Linked DNA regions of Mus musculus: region 2 is linked to region 1. The links are chromatin loops, found by intact Hi-C in ENCODE. Cell type or tissue: heart. All regions are shown on one strand.

The links. Peaks named below come from ENCODE experiments on the same cell type or tissue, not always from the same donor. Only the 100,000 strongest peaks of a DNase experiment are listed, where the experiment ranks them.
Region 2: it touches region 1 in a loop (7-fold over the local background); 34 of 42 quality-filtered maps call a loop at or near these places.

Annotation. Positions count from the first base shown.
Region 1 is chr4:129,273,642-129,281,641 of GRCm38, forward strand. Gm12976 (a long non-coding RNA gene) reads left to right here. Exons shown (of 3, transcript XR_868184.3): 2 at 2,014-3,249. Among named protein-coding and RNA genes, the nearest start is that of Sync, 10 kb to the right of the region's middle. In heart, no CTCF peak of the experiment used is centred here; a DNase peak (open chromatin) is centred at 3,010; H3K27me3 peaks cover 1,308 bases.
Region 2 is chr4:129,203,934-129,211,933 of GRCm38, forward strand. It overlaps Yars (tyrosyl-tRNA synthetase), which reads left to right. Exons shown (of 13, transcript NM_134151.5): 5 at 2,196-2,276; 6 at 4,008-4,100; 7 at 5,719-5,854; 8 at 6,560-6,645. Among named protein-coding and RNA genes, the nearest start is that of Yars, 18 kb to the left of the region's middle. In heart, a CTCF peak has its summit at 5,687; a DNase peak (open chromatin) is centred at 7,755.

The DNA.
Region 1 (8,000 bases):
AAGAGTTTTTGTGCTATAGGGAGGTACACTCAGTCCCAAGGCCCCTAAACTACCACATAATAGTTGCTTTGGGATACAAGATCTGCTGGGGAGATTCACCCTCTCTTGGGGTTACCAGCTGGAGACACAATCTCCTTTCTCAGGGACCTGAGTTCCATTTCCAGCCCCCGTATCAATCAAGAGGCTCACAAACACCTGTAACTCCAGCTTCAAGGGATCCAACATCCTCTTCCTGTCTTCACAGGCGCTTACTCGTGCCCCCCCCCCCCCCCCGCGCACAAATACACACACACACCCATACACACAAATAAAAAACAAGTAATATTTAAAGGAACGAAATAGAGTTTCAGGGGTCAGCAAGTTAAAAGGCATGGCGTGAATGTGCCGGCTACGCAACCATCTCACATGGCGAGGCAGGGTGCACACGGCCCACATCACCAGCACCCAAGCTTCAAAGGCATACATCGCAGCAGTTGCAGGCAAAAATGCTCATTCCTGGGACGTGCGTGGACTGCTCCAGGCACTGGAGTAACCTAGGAGGATGCCTTGAAGCCTTTAATAGAAGACACACATGCCCTCAAGGCCATGACTGTGTAATCAGAGGGAGTTTATATTCAGCAAGAAACCTGGAGTCAGTCAAGTCATGGTGGAGTGAGCTCGTAATCCCAGCACTCGAGAGCTACAACAGGGGGATGAGGAGTTCAGGGCCATTCTGGCCGACATAATGAGACCCAATTTGTCTCTGAGAGAGACACTGTGGAGGGGCTGGACTGGCGGTTCGGGTGGTTAAGAGCACTGATTGCTGTCCCAAAGAACCAGGATTTCATTCCTAGCACCCACATGCTGTCTCACAATCACTTATAACTCTAGACCCAAGGGATTCTACAGACTCTGAGGGCGATAGATATGCAGGTATACATGCTTACATACTCATATATAAATACATACACGCTGGGCATGGTGGCTCACGCCTTTAATCCCAGCACTTGGGAGGCAGAGGCAGGCCGATTTTTGAGTTCAAAGCCAGCCTGGTCTACACAGTGAGTTCCAGGACAGCCAGGGCTACACAGAGAAACCCTGTCTTGAAAAACCAAAATAAATACATACATACATACATACATACACACACACACACATATGCAGGCAAAGGCACTCATACATACAAAATAATTTAAAATTTTTTCAAAAGTAAGAAAACAAACAAAACACATAGGGTTGATGAATAAAGGTATTTCTGCCAAGACTGACGATCTGAGTTCGAGCCCCAGATCCAACACAACAGGAGAAAATCAGCTCCCACCAGAGCACATGAATAAATTTAGGAGGCTCAGGCTGGAGAGATGGCTCAGTGGTTGACTGCTCTTCTGAAGGTCCTGAGTTCAAATCCCAGCAACTACATGGTGGCTCACAACCACTCATAATGAGATCTGATGCCTTCTTCCGGGGTGTCTGAAGACAGCTACAGTGTACTTACATATAATAAATAAATTGGCCAGGCATGGTGGCACATGCCTTTAATCCCAGCACTTGGGAGGCAGAGGCAGGAGGATTTCTGAGTTTGAGGCCAGCCTGGTCTACAAAGTGAGTTCCAGAATAGCCAGGGCTACACAGAGAAACCCTGTCTCGAAAAACCAAAAAAAAAAAAAAAAAAAAAATCTTAAAAAAAAATTTAGGAGGCTCATGACTAATACAGACACTTGGGAGGCATAGGCAGGATGACCTTGGTGAATCTGAGGGCAGCCTGGTCTACACAGAGTTCCAGGCTAGCCAGGGGTACACAGTGAGACTTTGTCTCACAAAATAAAAAAACTACAAAAACAAAGCCAGCTGTAATGGCACACACCTTTAATCCTAGTACTCAGGAGGCAGAGGCAGTCTGATCTCTGTGAGTTTGAGGCCAGCCTGGTTTGAATAGTGAGTTCTAGGATAGCCAGAGCTGCATAGTGAAAGACTGTCTCAAAAAACCATATTTTTTTGTTTTGTTTTTTGTTTTTTTTTACAACAAAAATCTAGAGGAAGTGGATGGACTCCAGCAGGAGGCAGAGCTTCAAGTGAGGAGAATGTGGGAGTGGAAGAGGGACGAAGAAACGTACAGATCATATGTGCACTGGGAACAGAGGCACCGCCGCGGCGTCTAGAGCAGCCTACGGGACTGTCAGAAGGGACACTCCAAGAAGGACAGAAGAAACTGCTGAGTTGGGGGTCTGCCTATGGTGGCCTGCCGATGTCTGTTTTAGAACTAAGCAGCTGGGTGGGAGTCCCACAGAGTCTGAGAGAAGGTCCCTGTCACCCTCACCAGGAAACGAGATTTAACTTCAGCTTTCCACTCGGGGTCCAGGTAAGAACCGCAAAGACTGCCGGGCTGTTCTCTAGGGATCCCTGTATCCCTCCTAAGCTATAGGATTGCATTCTCCATGTTAAAGCCCAGGAAATACAGTCCCAAGAGTCCAGAGACACAGGAGGGTGAGGAGGCTGGCTTTATACTCCAGTCTCCTGAGTCTAATGCCTGGCTCTTTCCCTGGCGTCCACACCCATGGCTTTCCAGTGTTCCTTTCAAACGGGTGGAGCTATTGCTATTGTGTGTTTACTTATTTATTTATTGTGGTACTGGGGATTGGACATAGGATCTCATGTATACAGAGCTACATAGCCCTCATTAATTTCTAATCATTCGTGTGTATGTGTGTGTGTGTGTGTGTGTGTGTGTGTGTGTGTGTGTGTGTGTGTGTGTTAACACAACGTCCTATGTAACCCAAGCTGGCTTCTATCTAGCTCAGCTATGGAACTAAGGATGACCTCGAACAAGTCATCTTCCTGCCTCAACCGAATGCTGGAATTGGACGCACACTATACAGCCTCTTGCATGTTAGATAAGCACTCTGCCCACTGAGTGATATCCCAGGCCTCTTTATTACTAATTACTGCTTTGATGACCAGGCTCCTCCCTCCAGGCTATTTGCACAGTCGGTTCAGAAAAGACAAGTCCGGTGCGCCCCCGCGCGGTCACTAAAGGAAACACACGTCCTGCTGTGGCAGGCGCCTGAGTGGGAAAGGTGAGGTCTGTGTGGCGTCCCCTGTAGGCTGCGCTAGACATCGCAGGCGAGTTAATCTGTGGACGCCGCGGGTGACTCGCTCACTCACCTGGTGCCTTGTTAGACAATCAGCTGAATCATGGTACACAACAGTGGGAGCAAGGAGGACAAAGGAAAGGCAGGGAATAACATCGTCTCTTGTAAACTACGAAAAGAGGTCAGTATCCCCTCTCCCCCTTTATTTCTGAGATTTTGATTGTTTGGTTTGGTTTTTTTGAGACAGGGTTTCTCTGTGTAGCCTTGGCTGTCCTGGAACTCTCTCTGTAGACCAGGCCTTCAACTCACAGAGATCTGCCTGCCTCTACCTCTCAGGCACTGAGGCTAAAGCCGTGCACCACCCAGCTGTTTTTCCATTTAACATACACATCTAACATAGAAGCAAAACCTGAGCCAGGAATGGTGGCACACGCCTTTAATCTCAGCACTCAGGAGGCAGAGGCAGGCAGATTTCTGAGTTCGAGGCCAGCCTGGTCTACAAAGTGAGTTCCAAGGACAAAAAAGAAAGAAAAAAGGAAGCAAAACCTGACCTCGAGGGAGATTAAGTGATCTATCAAGAGAGTTGTCTGGTTGGTTGCTTTGTTTGTTTGTTTTTGTTTTTGTTTTTTTTTCGAGACAGGTTTCTCTGTATCGCCCTGGCTGTCCTGGAACTCACACTGTAGACCAGGTGGCCTCGAACTCAGAAATCTGCCTGCCTCTGCCTCCCAAGTGCTGGGATCAAAGGCTTACGCCACCACCACCCAGCTCAAGAGAGTTGTCTGTAATCTGTACAGAAATCTGCCTGTGGCCATGATACAGTTCCTGGGGAGTATGCTTGAGAGAGTCGAGTCTGTGGTTCCCGCCACCCTGACCATAAGCCTCCCGGGGTCCAGGATAATGACACCTAAGTAGAAGACAGGGGTGGGGGAGGAGGTATCGGATGCTAGGTGCTATCAATCCTGCAAGTGTGACTCTTTTTTGTTTTCTTTTGTTGTTGTTGTTTTTGGTTTTGGTTTATTTTTCGAGTGTTTTTCTTTTCTTTTTTTCTTTTCTTTTTTTTCTTTCTTTCTTTTTTTTTTTTTTTTTGTTTGTTTTTTTTTGGTTTTTCGAGACAGGGTTTCTCTGTAGAGCCCTGGCTGTCCTGGAACTCACTTTGTAGACCAGGCTGGCCTCGAACTCAGAAATCTGCCTGCCTCTGCCTCCCGAGTGCTGGGATTAAAGGCGTGCGCCACCACACCCGGCTGTGTTTTCTTTTTCTAATAATTAATTTGTTTTTATTTTATGCGCATTGGTGTTTCATCTGCATGTATATCTGTGTGAGGGTGTCAGGTTCCCTGGAACTGGAGTTGCAGTGGTGAGCTACCATGTGGGTGCTGGGAATTGAACCTGGGACCTCTGGAAGAGCAAGCAAGCAGTGCTCTTAACCATTGAGCCATCTCTCCAGCCTCCAAACTTATTTTCTTATGGACAAAGGGACTTCGGCAGGCTTCACCGGTCAGGAGAGTTCTGAGGATTCGCTGTAATGATGCAGGTAAAGTGTCTACTTTGCATCCGGCATGGAGTATTGCTTAATTGTTTATCTGCATGCTGTGCACTGCTGGGGCTTGAACCCACACATGCTGGGTAAGCGCTCTGCCTGTTAGGCAAAGGCTGTGCACAGACTTACTCCTCCAGCTCCAACCACTGTTTTATTGAAAAGCTGCAGGCTAGGGATGCAACTATGAACTAATATAAGTACTGTTCTTGGTACCTGTAATGCCTGCACTTAGACGACTGAAGCAGGGGATCTCAAGTTCAAGGACAGCATGAGTTACTTAATAGGACTAGAAACATTTTAAAGTATCTATCTAACTATCTATCATCTATCTATCTATCATCTATCTATCTATCTATCTATCTATCTATCTATCTATCTATCTATCTACACAGGGATCCTCTGTGTAACCCTGGCTATGCTGGACTTCCCTCTGTAGACCAGGCTGGCTTTGAACTCACAGAGATATGCCTGCTCCTGCCTCTAGAGTACAGGGATTATTAAAGGCAGGCACCGACACTGTCCAGCTATAAAAATATGGGTTTTGTTTGTTTGTTTGCTTGAAAGATTTGTTTATTTTATGTGAGTATATTGTCACTGTCTTCAGATAAACCAGAAGAGGGCATCAGATGGTGAGCCACCATGTGGATGCTGGGAATTGAACTCAGAATCTGTGGAAGAGCAATAAGTGCTATTAACCACCTGAGCCATCTCACCAGCCCCAAAAATATGTTTTTAAAAAAGAAAAATTAGAGAATGTGCTTAGCATCTAAGAAGACTGGGTTCCATTTTCAGCTTGAAAGAAAAAAAAGAAAGAAAGATTTAAAAGTATCTATATAGGGGCTGGAGTGATGGCTCAGCAGTTAAAAACACACACTACAGGGCTGCTGAAATGGCTCAGTGGGTAAGAGCACCCGACTGCTCTTCCAAAGATCCGAAGTTCAAATCCCAGCAACCACATGGTGGCTCACAACCATCTGTAATGAGATCTGACTCCCTCTTCTGGAGTGTCTGAAGATAGCTACAGTGTATTTACATATAATAATAATAATAATAAACACATGTACACAGCTACAGTGTACTTACATATAATAATAAATAAATCTTTAACAAAAAAAAAAAAAGAAACAGGGTTTCTCTATGTAGCCTCAGCTGTCCTAGAACTTGCTTTGTAGACCAGGCTGGACTCAAACTCATAGAGATCTGCCTGCTCCTCCTGAGTGCGAGGATTAAAGGCATGTGCTATTACCATGTGCTATTACTGAGGGCTTCGAAGTTTTCAAAGATTTTTTTTTAAAAAAGATTTATTTAATTATTTCATGTATGTGAGTTCACTGTCCTTGTCTTCAGACACACCAGAAGAGGGCATCAGATCTCATTACAGATGGTTGTGAGCCACCATGTAGTTGCTGGGAATTAAACTCAGGATCTCTGGAAGAACAGTCCATGCTCTTTTTTTTTTTTTTTTTTTTTTTTTTTTTCAAGACAGGGTTTCTCTGTGTAACCCTGGCTGTCCTGGAATTCACTCTGTAGACCAGGCTATCCTCGAACTCAGAAATCCACCTGCCTCCTCTGCCTCTCTGCCTCTCTGCCTCAAGTGCTGAGATTAAAAGCATGTGCCACCACTTCCTGGCTCAAAGTTTCTAAATAGACAATGATGGCTAAAATTCTTGGGCCCATGATGAAACTCTTTTTGAGTTCATTCTCACAATAAACCTTTGCTATGAGTTGGGTTGCCCAGTTCTGTGGAGACCAGAGCCAGTGAGTGAGGTAGCTTCCCACGAGCACCCAGTGAATGCAGCACAGAGTCAGGCTCCACCTAGCCTCTCGCTTTCCAAGCCTGGATTCATATCCTGCTTCAAGACACAGTGACCCTGAGAGTCCTGGAGGGCACCTCAGACCCATTTATTTTCTTCCTCCTTGGGACAGTTTCAGGACAGTGTCACTACAGGAAAGCTGAGCAGAATGGCTTCCCCTTGGGTTAGGTGACAGGGTTTTCAGAGCAACTTCACACCACCAACTCATGACAGAGCCTCTCATCCAGTCACAACAGTCCTGTAAAGAGGGCGTTGGAGGGTGCATTTTACTCTCAGAGAGCCAGGGCCTAGGGAACATTGCTCCCATAATTATTTAGGGCAGGCTCTACAGCTTGGGGGGGGCACAGTTATTAATGTCTCCCATGCTGCTCCCGAGTGCTCCCCACTTCCTAGGTCACCTCTGTGACAACCATAGTCTCATGTCCCCCATCTTCCACAACCAAGACTGAGTAAGAATGCTCATGTCTCTCTTCCTTTTTCTTTATCTTTATTTATGTGTATATATAGGTCTTAGATACTGTTCTATTGAGACATCATGACCAAGGTGACTTACATAAATAAATAAATAAATAAATAAATAAATAAAGTTTGGTTACAGTTCCAGAGGGCTAGTCTATAACTATCTATAACCATGGAACAGTAACGGAGAACTTATGCTGAGACAACAACCACAAGGCAGAGGAAAATGACTGGGAACGGTGAGGGCTTTGGCGTTTCCTGATGTTGCCTCAAAGCCCACCTCCACTGACACACCCCTAATCCTTCCCAAATAGTTCCACCACCTGGGATCAAGCATTCGAATATGAGTCTACAGGGGCCATTCTCATTCAAACTATCATAATATATACGTCTGTGTGGTCATATGCCACCTGTGTGCTGGGAGGTGGCACACACCCTTAATCCCAGCACCCGGAAGGCAGAGGCAGGTGGAGCTCTGTGAGTTCCAGGCCAGCCTGGTCTACAGAGTGGGTTCTAAGACAGCCAGGGTTACACAGAGAAACCCTATCTTGAAACAAACAAGCAAGCAAGTCAAAGTATGCCACATGTGGGTGCCCATGGAGGGTCAAAAAAGAATGTCAGAATCCCTGCAGGTCGAGCGACAGGTGGTTGTGAAATATTTGAGCTACGTTAAGAACTGAACTCTGGGGCTGGAGAGATGGCTCAGTGGTTAAGAGCACCAACTGCTCTTCCAGAGGACCTGAGTTCAATTCCCAGCAACCACATGGTGGCTCACAAACATCTGTAATGAGATCTGATGCCCTCTTCTGGGGTGTCCGAAGACACCTAAAGTGTACTCACTATCTATCTATCTATCTATCTATCTATCTATCTATCTATCTATCTATCTATCTATCTATTTATCTATCTATCTGAAATAAATAAATAAAAATCTTTTAAAAAAAAAAGAAGAAGACGAAAGAACTAAACTCTGCCCTGTAAGAGCAGCAGGCGCTCCTAGCTGCTGAGCCATCTCTCCATCTCTTCTCCTTTCCTTTCTTCTCTTCTGTCCCTCTCTCTAGTTTTTTTTTTTTTTCTATTTGCTTGTTTTTCTAGGCAACTGCTCTACTACTGAGCTAAATC
Region 2 (8,000 bases), 70 kb before region 1:
TTGGGTCATGGGTGTTTTCACCTAGACTCTTACAACAGCCTGTTAGTGCTGTTGTAAGCCTCTCTGTCTCTAGCCTACACAGGCCTCCAGTCCGTGCCCTGCTCTGTCTGTAACTGGTATCTTTCTTCAGTGCTGGTCACATGTTTCCTTAAAACTGTCCAGTGGTAAGGTAGTACTAACTAAGGCATTCAGGCAGTACTAATATGACACTCATGGTCTTACCAACTTTTCTTTTTTTTTTTTTTTTTTGGTTTTATTGAGACAGGGTTTCTCTGTGTAGCCCTGGCTGTCCTGGATCTCACTCTGTAGACCAGGCTGGCCTCGAACTCAGAAATCCACCTGCTTCTGCCTCCCAAGTGCTGGGATTAAAGGCATGCGCCACCACTGCCTGGCCCAACTTTTTTTCTTTTTATTATTTATTTATTTATTTTGGACAAGTTCTCACTTTATGGCCTTGACTGGACTAGAACTCATTATGTGAAGGGGGCTGGCTTTGAATTCCTACCTCTGCCCTCGGTGCTAGAATTAAAGGTGTATACCACCTCCTCCAGCTACTTTAATTTTTGAGACAGTCTTTGTAGCTCTCTCTGGATTAGAACCCACTAAGTAGAGTAGGCTGGCCTTGAACTCATGGGAATCTGCCTGCTTCTGCCTTGGCAGGACTGAGGCTGCAGTCAGTCACAACCATCAGACCTGGCCCTCGCCTCCTTGCCTAACCTCTCCACTCAGCAGCACCACGTCGCTGGAAGTCGGCTTCTCCTGACTGAGTCACTTACGTTTCCTAAACACTTCACACTCTCTGCCTTCTCACTCTGTCTCCTGTTTGTAGTCGAAAACCTCAAGTCCAACCCACAGTCTGGTTCTAGGAAGACTTTCCCACACCCAGCTGACTAGACTACGGGTATTGGCCCGGTTCCTAACATGAGCATGTAGTCAGCCCTTAAATGCTGGGCTGAAATGATCTGTTTGCGTGTCTCTCCCCAAGTAGATAATTGAGCTTGCAGGGAGGAAGCGGGTCTGATTCATCCCTGAATCCACAGGGCTGGCACCAGGCCTGGCAAGTGTTCAGTTAGTGCTCCTAGTTTACTGGTTTGGTTTTTGGGGTTTTGTTTTATTTCGGTTTTGGTATTGGGGAAATGGGGGCAATTGGTCTGCAGCTCACTGTATAGCAATAGATTGCTCTAAACCTCATAGCAGTCTCTGTTCCAGCCTCTCAATTGCTGGAATTATAGGCATGAGCGCTATGTGCAGTTCAGTATTGCCCTCCCCATGCCTCCAAAGTATCAAGGAAACTATTAAAAAACAAAGCAATAAGCCGGGCGTGGTGGCGTACGCCTTTAATCCTAGCACTTGGGAGGCAGAGGCAGGTGGATTTCTGAGTTCGAGGCCAGCCTGGTCTACAGAGTGAGTTCCAGGACAGCCAGGGATACACAGAGAAACCCTGTCTCATAAAACCAAAAAAAAAAAAAAAAAAAACAAAGCAATAGAAAAGACCTGAATCTCAGCCAGCAAGATGGCTTGGACAGTTAAGGCACTTGCCACCTAGCCTGCTGCCCTGACTTCCATCTCCTAAGACCCACGTAGTGAAAAGAGAGAATCAGTTCTTGTACATTGCAGAAGAGCTCTGGGCCTCCTGGGTAAAGAACCTGCTTTACAAACTCTTAGCTAAGTAGTCATAAGCATTTTTATTGGGGGTTTGGTGTCCATGACTGAACCCGGGACCTTATGCAAGGTAAGCATATGTGCTTACTACACACACACCCAACTTTGAGGGCCTTTTTTTCCCTAGAGTGTCTTATTGTGTTGTCCAGGTTGGTCTTGAACTCATGACCTCAGTAAAACCTCCTGCTTCTACCTCCCAAGTACTCATAGTGACTGGCTGGCTGGCAGGCTGGCAGGAGTCACTGCTCCATGGCATCTTCAATGTGACATGCCTTATTCAGTGGGAGACCTTCGACATCACTTCCTCCCGCACTGAATTAGACTCTGAGCATCCTGAAAGCAGAGCCTACTCCATGTGCAGTAATGATCGCACATGAACTCCACAGCTGTTTCTGAGCCACCAGGGAGGCTCTGTGTTGCTTGTTTCTCTCCTGGCTCCACCCTATGAGAACTCATGTGATTCAAAATTTTGTGGCTCAGACCCATGGGGGACCAAGACCATAGGTGTTCACACCCTGTGTTTCTTCCCACAGGCTTTGGATGAAGAGTACTTAAAAGTAGACGCCCAGTTCGGCGGTGTTGATCAGAGGAAGATTTTTACCTTTGCAGAGAAGGTGAGTGTCCACTCCTCATTCACACCTCTGAGGTGTACAGCTGACATTGACTCAACTATAGTATGGTCACACTGGTCCTCAGTGCGCTGGATGGTGGCTGTCCTTGCTCTGCAGATGAGAAAACAATGTCCATGCTAACCAGGTGTGGCTGAGCCCACTCTGTCTGCCTCAGCAGCCCACACACTCTTGGTACCGACCCGCAGGAAGCTGCGCTGCTGGATTCGGTTCCATCCTGTTGCTACCAGTCAGGAGGACTATTCTCTCCTCCAGCTTTTGATTTGCACTGCCCTGAGTTTTGTAGAATCTGCTGGTCCGGGAAATGAAGCTCACCAGGGTTTCGGAGGAAGTCGGCACAAGCACCTAGTTCTTTGCCTGGAAAGAGCTTGAGTACATTGAGAAGGCTGTTGGTGTGGTTTTGGGTTTCAGATCTTTTTTTTTCTTATTCTTAATGATTATGGGTATTTCATTTGCATATATGTCTATGTACCAGAAGACGGTGTCAGGTCTCTTGGGCCTGAAGTCACGGGGGCTTCTGAGCATCTGAACCTAGGTCTTCTAGAAGAGCAACCAGTGGTGTTAACCACTGAGCCATCTCTCCAGCCTCTGTAGTTGGTAATTTTTCAAAGCTTCTTGAAACCTGACTTGGGCAAGGTGTAAAGAAAACAACTCAAGCAGAAATATAAATTCCTAGGATGCTTTCACAACTCTCAGATGTTCCTGTCCTTGGACCTAAATCTGCTCCGGTAAACATGACCTAAGAGAGCAAGAACAAGTAAATAAAGCTTGAGCCACGCGAGCGAGTGCTCACTGCGTTATAAGGCAAATATTTAGAGATAAGCATATCCAGTGGTAGAGACAGGGGCGTCCTGAGGGCTGAGGAGGCTTCAGTGGGTAAAGTGCTTGCTTTGCAATCAGGGGACAGTGAGTCTGAATCACCACCTATCACTTAAACGCCTGCTCTGAGGCGTGTGCCCACAGTGACAGTCTAGCAGAGGCAAAGACCCACGGATGCTGGGGCTCACTAGCCAGCCAGTGCAGTCAAAACATGGAGCTCCAGGTCAGGGCGAAACACTGTCTCAAAACAAATACAGTGGGAAAGCAATTGAAAAACGACATCCAATGTCAGTCCCTGGCCTCGTACTCACCCGGGCACGTGCACCCTCATATAAGCATGCGCATGCATGCACATGCACACACACTATATTGAAATAGTTTTCAGATTTATTTAATGAAGTGTGTACAGTGTCTCTTGGGTAGGGTGACACCATTTAGGTTTTTTGGGGGGAAAAAGAGTTAAAGTGGGTTGCTACTATATAACCGTAGATGGCTAGAACTTCCTATCAAGTTCAGTTTGCCTTATAATTATAGATTCTCCTGCCTCTGCCTACACCTTCCCAGTGCTGGGATTAAAGGCAGATGTCACCATACCTGGCATAGCAGGTTGGCTTTTCTGACACAGGACTTCTTGTAGCCTAGGTTAGCCTCTAATTTGCTGTGTAACCAAGGATGCCCTTGAGCATCTAATTGCTTCTACCTCCCAAAAACTGGGGTTACAGACCCCGTGCCCAGGTATGAGGTCCTAGGGGTCAAGCCCAGCACTTTGAACATGCTAGGCAAGCGCCTGCCAGCTGAGCTATGTTTCCAGCCCTTTAGCTTTATCTTTGAGACAGCGTCTCACCCCTGGCTAGCTTATATTTAGTGCTTTATTTTTTATTGTGTTTTTCATTCTAGTATCTTCCTGCACTTGGCTACTCAAAACGGGTCCACCTGATGAATCCCATGGTCCCTGGGTTAACTGGGAGCAAAATGAGCTCGTCAGAAGAGGTAAATTGCTAACCATTTCTTTACACTTTTCATTTATTTATTTTGTGTGTGTCTGTATGTGTGTATGCGTGCATGCCTGTGTGCCTGCATCTATAAGTTCTTTTCCCAGTGAGGCACTTCACCAGGCCAAAGATGGTGCTGCTCCCTTCCCATTCATTTGGTCTTGGGCATTGAACTGGAGGCCTCTCCCGTGTGAGGCAAGCATACATCCACAGCTGCATCCTCAGACATTGACCTGTGTGTATGTGTGGATCCACACCTGCGGTGGCCCATGTGTCTAGGTCAAAGGACTACTTAGGGAAGCTGGTTCTCTGCCATGAGGGGACCAGGGATTGAACTCAAGGCATCAGGCACTTGGACCCACTGAGCCATCTTGCTGGCCCCTCCACACACACAACTGTTTCTTGAATCTAGAAGACGCCAGCAAAAGATGGATTGAAGACTGCAAAGAACAGTAACCTAGCCAGCTGGAGAGTCCAAATGGCTGTGCTGTAAGGATGACCTTATGTCACTCAGCACATCAGCAGCCAGGCAGCAGCCATCTTGTCACCGGTGCTGCTGCTGACCAGAACGAGCGCATTTCTTTCTTCCTGGGGCTGTGATAAAGTTCGGCCCTACTGTGCTGGGCTTGGTGATACTGTACTCTCAGCACTCTGGAGACTGGGGCAGGGATATGGACACTATAAGTCAGCCTTGGTGGCACCTTTACCTGCTTAGCCATCTCACCAGTCCTGGCTTCAAACTGTTAATGAGTGTTGTGCCACCTCACATAACTAAAATCTTTATTTAAAAATTTTGTGTTCGGGATTTAGCTCAGTGGTAGAGCGCTTACCTAGCAAGCGCAAGGCCCTGGGTTCGGTCCTCAACTCTGGGGAAAAATAAATAAATAAATTTTGTTTTGCTGAGCAGTGGTAGCACACACTACACACTTGGGGGGTAGAGCAGATCTCTGAGTTTAGGCCAGCCTGGTCTACAGAGTGAGTTCCAGGACAGCCAGGGCTGCACAGAGAAACCCTGTCTCAAACAAACAAACAAATAAACACCATTTTAAGAATTTATATGAAACTAAAGAGATAGTTCAGTGGTTAGGAGCACACATTCTTGTAGAGGACCCAGGTTCAGTTCCCAGCACCGACAACAGGTGGCTCAAGACCACTTGCCATTCCAGTTTCAGGGGAGCCACCATCTTCTGGTCCTATAGTCCCCTGCATACATGTGTACACATACATACACTCAGGATGGGTGGGTGGGTGGGTGGGTAGGTAGGACATACACATAGTTTAGTTGGTAGTGTGCTCACCCAGCATGCATGAAGCCCTGGGATTAACTCAGCACTGCATGAAGCAGGCCTAACAGTACCTACCTGCATGTCTAACACTGGAGAGGTAAAGACGGGAAGATCAGTTCACGAACATCCGTAGCAGGTTTGACATCAATCTGGGTTACGTGCAGTCCTAGCTCAAAAGAAGAGAAAAGGTGTATAATCCATCAAGGAAAAAATGGATAGATTAGACTTCATTAAAGTAAACTTTTAAAAATTATATACTGTGTGTGTTAATATTAGTTGAGTGTGTTCTCATTTTCTACCACAAGAGGTCTCTTCCCTCCTGACTTCTAGGAGTCCAAAATCGACCTCCTTGATCGGAAGGAGGACGTGAAGAAAAAGCTGAAGAAGGCCTTCTGTGAGCCCGGCAATGTGGAGAACAACGGGGTTCTGTCCTTCATCAAGCATGTCCTCTTTCCCCTCAAGTCTGGTAAGAGTCTCCCCCCACGTGGTGCTTAGGGGCGGGGCTCAAAGATCCAGGTCCTGCTGTGACTGTACTTAAAATTGTCATAGGTTCTTCCTGCAGGGACTGGCTGCCCTGGTTTCATATACAAAATGTGTGCTGTGAGACTGGGCTGTCCCTTAGTTGTGTTCACTACCAGGTGGAGTTTTAGAGGGTTGTCAGGCTGAAGAGGTGAATCCAAAATGAGACTAGAGGCAGACGTGTCAAACTAGAATACAAAAGAGTTCTAAGCAATGATTTTTTTTTTTTTTTTTTTTTTTTTTTTTTTGGCTTTTCGAGACAGGGTTTCTCTGTATAGCCCTGGCTGTCCTGGAACTCACTTTGTAGACCAGGCTGGCCTCGAACTCAGAAATCTGCCTGCCTCTGCCTCCCAAGTGCTGGGATTAAAGGCGTGCGCCACCACGCCCAGCTCCTAAGCAATGATTTTTGATGGATACACAGTGTGGCTGCTTATCTATTAGAGAACAAAAACACTCAGCTGAGAGGCCATGTTTAACATGCATCAGCCTAGGGCTAGTCCTAGCACCAAGAAATAAAAAGTCAAACGCCAGGGCTGGTGAGGTGACTCACCTGGTAAAAGTAAAAGGCATTAAATACCACACACACACACTTCTGCATTGGGTTGAGGAGTTACAACAGGCAGTTCCTGACTTGTTTGTTGCTATGTTGTAGAGTTTGTGATCCTGAGAGATGAGAAGTGGGGTGGAAACAAGACCTACACCGTTTACCTAGAGCTGGAGAAGGACTTCGCTGCTGAGGTAATGCTAGAGAAAGATGAAGACCTCTGGAGTCCGGTAGCTCTCTCCCTCTCGGCTGCCAGCCTGTGTGAACATACAGCTCTGTCTTGGTAGCCACGGAGGCTGTGTTTTGTTAATGACTTAGATGCAGAATCGAGTACTTTATTAAGTAGATGGGCGAAGAGCACACAGCTAAGTTACTGATCCGCAGTCCTCTCCAAGGGGCGATGCAATAAAGAGTGCTTCTCCGTGGCCACGCTCAGGATAGACTCACACCCAGACATGTTCATACACATAATATTTTAAAAGAAGTCTTTGAAAACAGAAGTAGTCACGTTTAGCCAGAATGTCAGTATATATTCTGTCTTGGGGTATAAGAAGAGCTGGGCTCTCTTCTCATGGCTCCAGAGGGCTAATGCAAGACAGGATTGGGGAAGAGGAGGAGAGAGACAGCTCAGTTGTTAAGAGCACTTACTGCTCTTGCAGAGAACTGGGGTTCAGTTACCAGTACCCACATTAGGCAGCTTACACTGCCTGGGACACCACCTCAAGAGACTCCAATGCCATCTTCTTGCCTTCCAAAGGCAGTAGTGTACATGTACCAGGCACACAAATATACATGTAACTTTTAAAAATTGAAAAAGATTTATATACATATATTGGATCTTTAATAAAAGGTCTTTATGTATCCCTGGCTGCCCTGGAACTCACAGAGATCTGCCTGTGTCTACCTCCTCAGTGCTGGGATTAAAAGTGGGCACACCGACCGGGAGTGGTGGCGCACGCCTTTAACCCCAGCACTCGGGAGGCAGAGGCAGGCGGATTTCTGAGTTCGAGGCCAGCCTGGTCTACAAAGTGAGTTCCAGGACAGCAAGGGCTCCACAGAGAAACTCTGCCTCGAAAAAACAAAACAAAACAAAACAAAACAGAAGGTGGGCACCACCATGAACCACCTAAGAGAAACTTTCTAATAATCTCAGTAGTTGGTGAAGGCAGCCTGACTCCCTTGACTTTGCCATCCTTTCCCTTAGAGCTCAGGGTCAGCAGCTGGAGAGCCAGCTTGGAGACAATACTGGATGTAAGTCGGTTTGAGCAGCAGCTGGAGGAGACTAATCCCTGAGGTCTGGCATGTGGCCCATTAGGGAATGTGTCAGAAACATGGCTCTGAAATCCTTCTCTGCTGTCTGAAGCAGGCCACCGTAGCACACCCCTGGAAGCAGTTCTTTGTGGGAATGCTGAGCAGAATCAGAAGGACGCTTCTGGAAAACTCTGCAGTCGCCTTTTCCCATAGCACTTGCCATAGTAGAATTTCAGTCGAGTGTGTTCAGTATTTTTGATCTTCACTCTCTGAGACAGAAGTCACTCCCTAGTGACAA